Regions from separate parts of the Homo sapiens genome. Here region 1 is linked to region 2. A link is a loop called in an ENCODE intact Hi-C map of the cell type or tissue named here. Cell type or tissue: mammary epithelial cell. All regions are shown on one strand.

Evidence for each region. A loop is a pair of places that touch in the nucleus more often than their neighbours do. Peaks named below come from ENCODE experiments on the same cell type or tissue, not always from the same donor. Only the 100,000 strongest peaks of a DNase experiment are listed, where the experiment ranks them.
Region 1: it touches region 2 in a loop (6-fold over the local background); 29 of 110 quality-filtered maps call a loop at or near these places.

Annotation. Positions count from the first base shown.
Region 1 is chr6:116,535,019-116,537,518 of GRCh38, forward strand. The region is part of intron 3 of TRAPPC3L (trafficking protein particle complex subunit 3L); the gene reads right to left. It also overlaps a transcript of CALHM4 not described here. Among named protein-coding and RNA genes, the nearest start is that of TRAPPC3L, 9.4 kb to the right of the region's middle. In mammary epithelial cell, a CTCF peak has its summit at 1,299 (motif pointing right); a DNase peak (open chromatin) is centred at 1,433; H3K27ac peaks cover 680 bases.
Region 2 is chr6:116,267,502-116,270,001 of GRCh38, forward strand. It overlaps a transcript of DSE not described here. Among named protein-coding and RNA genes, the nearest start is that of TSPYL1, 11 kb to the right of the region's middle. In mammary epithelial cell, a CTCF peak has its summit at 1,212 (motif pointing right); a DNase peak (open chromatin) is centred at 1,230; H3K27ac peaks cover 315 bases.

The sequences.
Region 1 (2,500 bases), 270 kb after region 2:
AAAGCTTCTCAACTTTGACAAACATAATTTGTGCAAGGCCGAGCAGTTATAAACATTGTCAGTAACTAGAAGGTATGGATGGATGCTCTGCAGGAGGCTTTGGAAGCTACATTCACCACACTCAGCTATTTATGATTATAATTCAATGTGCAGATGATAGCTAGTGAAAATAACACCTGAAATTCAGAAGAATGACAGCTGAAAGAGGTCTCTTCTGACAAATATGGAAACCAAAGTTTGGACAGCTTAAGCAACTTGCTTGGAGTCACACAGTGGGAATGTGGATCAGCAGGATGTGGACTCTTCCTTTTTAATCTCCACTACATTGGACATGGTTAGGCCAGTGCTCATCTACTGGTGAGGATCACAGCTCCTTGTGTCCAAACTACTTTCAAAAGGCAACATTATTATAATTATTGTCAAGCCTAGCCTTTATAATCATCTTGATTTAAATGATCAAGTTTATCTCTAATTAGCTTCTCCTAATAACGAAACTATTTTATCATAAATGTGTTTGGAAACCCTAAAATATATTTTGTATAACTAAGGAGGTTTTTTGGCTCTTTGACCAGAGACAGGTGCAATTGCACTTTCTACTTTCCCTTATAATAAACAGAAAGACATATAGGTCTGTAAGTAACAGTTGAATTATCTAATATTTCATTATTACAACTAAAATCAGCTATGGTAATTCTACTGAATATTACACATTTTCATTTAGACCAACTGCAAAATTTTTCTCAGAACAGTTACCATAGTAGAAAAATATCTTTAAAGATATATTTTAAACAATTAGTTTGTGGAAAAAACACTAGAATAAGGTCAAAAGAATTAAATTCTAAGCTGGCTTTTCTTACTATGTGTCCATGGTGATAGCAGATAAGTCTCAATTATTCTATCAGTAAAATGGGGCTAATGATAGATGATAGATGTTCTTTTTATTTCACAAGGTTCTTATAAGGGAAATACAGGTAATAGGTAGGAGTTACTTTGAACTTTTATAAAGAAAATATCAATGCTATTAAAGTTTTTCAATACCATGTTATAATGCTGTTGACTTACAAATGTTCAAAATAAATTAGTATGTCTTATTTAATATTTGTAGTTGTACTTTGAAGTAACTACTACAAAAAGTTAAGTTGTATATTATAAAATTCTGTTTTAAAAATGGATGAATTTTAATGTTGTAGGAATGAGACTTTATAATTAACTTGGCATCTTTTTTTTATATAAAATGCAAGGTCAACTAAAGATTTTTGCCTTCAATGATTTGGCCATTATCATGGGATTTCTTTTCAGACCACTAGATGGCGCAACTTAAGTCTACTACTTGTTAAAAGACATTGTCAGAGGCCTAATGACAGACCGACCTCCTCTTTGAAGAAAAAAACTAGTGAGGGAAACAAGAGAGGGGAATGTTATGAATACCTGAAGTTACACAGTCCTTCTCTCGCAAAGGCAGAGGCGTGCTGAGTGCAGTGTAAGTTCAGGAAACCTGTTCCTACATGTAGTCTTTTTACTAACTCAGAGGGAGGGATCACTTCTCCTGTCTGGGCATAGGTTTCTTCATCTAGTCAATTCTCTTCAAATGCATTCCTTCTCTCTCTTTCCTTCCCTGGAGACAGGACAGAGATCATGAGTTTTATGGGTGCCATGGTCTCTAGGTGCTCAGTACTTGAGACGGATGATGATGGTGTTCGGTAGAAGTGTGTGGTCTGAGAGGGGAGCCAAACAAATTTTACAGCCATTAGGTTCTATTCTTGACTCTGCCATGCTCTGGGAGCAGCATGTGACTACAGTAAACTTCTTCTGAACTTGGCCTAGTTCTCTGTAAAACTGACTGTATCATTTGACATCTGCCTCCTCTGAGGAGAGTTTACAAGGATTAATAAGATAATGCTGCCACAGGCCCGACGTTTGGATGAAAGCTGCTAATTTTTAACAAAGCTTCAGTGGGCAGGTCCATAACTAAAGTCTGACCTTTCATCTTTGTCAAAGTGCTCCTGAAATGGGTGACATTAGTGCTACAAGTAAAGGAACATTTTGTTGGAGAAGTAAAAATGATCAAGAGGAAGGAAATCAGGCCTTTGAAGGAAGGTGCAAAGAGCAGGGACAGTTGTCTTACACTAGAGAAGGGTGAAGGTGATGAATATTCTCCTCATTGACAAGAAAGAATCTTGCATAGGAGTGGAAGTGGATCTTTTTCCTGTTCACTGAGGACAGAAGACACAGGAAGGAATTCATCAGAATGGTTGATAAGACATGAAAATCTTAGAGAAGGGATATTTGGAAAGCAGATGTTGTACATTTTTCTAATAGGGGAGAATCAAGCAGACTTGTTTCTAACTTGGTGAAAATTGTGTACCATTAGGAGGTCAAATTTCGTTAGAATCTTCTTTACTCTTTTAAAGACAGAATATGGTTTCTGAATATAATTTCTAAATGGGGAACATTCTGGGTTTTTTTCATGGGTCTTTTCCTGCTGAGATATGAATTCATT
Region 2 (2,500 bases):
ACAGCTGTACAATATTTGTGTTCTAAGCTAAGTGTCATTATAAAAGACTCAAAAAGTTTTAAAAAGTTAAAACATAAAGTAAAAAAGTTACAGTAAGCTAAGGTTAATTTATTATTGGAGAAAGAAAAATTTTTTTATAAACTTAGTGTCCCAAAGTGTACAATGTTTATAAAATGTACAATAGCATATTAGTCCATTTTCACACTGCTATAAAGAACTGCCTGAGACTGGGTAATTTATAAAGAAAAGAGGTTTAATTGACTGACAGTTCCGTATGCCTGAGGAGCCCTCAGGAAACTTACAATCATGACAGAAGGTGAAGGGGAAGCAAGGCACATCTAACCATGACAAAGCTTGAGAGAGAGAGAGAGAGAGCAAGCCACATACTTTTAAACCCCCAGATCTCATGAGAGCTCACTATAAAAAGAACAGTAAGGAGGAAGTCTGCCCCCATGATTCAGTCACCTCCCACCAGGCCCCTCTGACATGTAAGGATTACAATTTGAGATGAGATTTGGGTGGGGACACAGAGCCAAACCGTATCAAGTAGTGTACAGTAATGTCCTAGACCTTCACATGCGCTTACCACTCACTCACTGACTCACCCAGATCAACTTCCAGTCCTACAGGCTCCATTAATGGTAAGTGTCCTATACAGGTATACCATTTTAAAATATTTTATGCCATCTTTTTACAGTAGTTTTTCTATGTAGATATGTTAGTTACACAACATATGTTAGATATGTTTAGTTACACAAATACTTGCCATTGTGTTCCTATTGCTTATAGAATTCAGTACAGTAATATGCTGCACAGGCTTGTAGCCTAGGAGCAATAGACTATACCATAGAGCCTACATGTGTAGTAGGCTATAGCATTTAGGTTTGTGTAAGTATATTGTATGATGTTTGCACAATGATGAAATTGCCTAATGACACATTTCTCAGAATGTCTCATTGTTAAGTGAAACATGACTGAACTGCTATGTTCTAGACTTAAAAAATAATGAATTTTTCATCTACATGAATGTTTTGAGCTGGAAAATTATTTTATATAGGGCACTATCCCTCACATTCACGATGTCTAGCATCCCTAATGCCCTTAATGAATACCAGCTGCAGCCCTATTCATCGTAATAACCAAAATTACTACTGAAAATTTCCCAAATATCCCCTAGAGGGAGGTATGCATATACATTGAGAATCAAGTTTTCTAAATGCCTGTAGCTGTGATATTCCCATTCCTGGTCACTAGAGGGAGGAAGTAGTCTTTAGGATGATAGTACGATTCTGTTTTGTCTGCCCTCAAAGTTCAAGTTTAAGCTGATATAGATCAGCTTGGCAAAAATAGATCATATTTCAGTAAAATAACTGTGGCATAGTTTCTCACATATGTTTGGTACTCTTTATTATTACAATGGAATCACATTTCTATTTTATTTAGGCTATCACTGTTACAAAAGTAATATTTTCTCAGGCTAATTATCTAGTTATGATCACTGCCTGTGATAATACTTTAAAAAAAAAAAGAAAAAAAAAAACCTCATATGCTCCTGCTTTCACCAGTCTTAAGAGAAACCAGAGACAAAGGCTCTGACCTGAATGACCCCACACCTTTGTATGCTGGTTAAAGATGCACCCTTTGAAATCAAACAGATCTGACGTCAAGTCCCAGTTCTGTTACTTACTAGCTGTTTAATTTAGGCAAGTCACTTCAGCTCTCTAAGCCACAATTTACTCATATACAAAATGAATATAATAAAACAACTTACAGAATTATCATGAAGGTGAAATGAGATATCTGTGAAGTGTTTTTCACAATATGCTTTCAATAAATAGAAGCTGACTTGCTCATTTTTATTATTTTTATGCTAAGAATTACATTAAATAAACAATATTGTAGGCAGTATAAAATCAATGTCAAATTCTATTATGAAACTGTAATTGTATAAAAGTTGAGAAACAAAAGTCATCCATGTAAAATAAGTGAAAGGTTTGTGGAAGAAAAGAAGAGTTGAATTGGACCAAGTAGATTGGATACCATTTGAATAATCTGAGGAAGTCATGAAACACTAGCACATAGTAATAATGCTTGTCCACTATGTTACAGTTAATTCCTAATGATTCTAGACATATGGTATTTTGGGCTGATAGGGAAAACAACCCTTTTTGCTCTAACTAAAGTGCTTTACCACATTCTTCCACATATCACTTTAAAGACTTTATAAAATATATTAAGAAAAAACTAGATGCATGAAATACATACTTTTAATAGCTGACTTTAAGCAGACTTGGTTGCTCAAAGTCACATTTTCTGTGAGGAACATACAGTCTGTATTTCAAACCAAGTTTGACCTGAAAATCTTTGCTTATAATAGACTAACACATTCAGTTCATCAATATTGGATCAAGACTGGAACACAGCCACTCTCTGAAATCACATTCCAATTAAACATCTACCATGCTAAGAATGTAAGATATAAAGATGAAGAAGACACAGT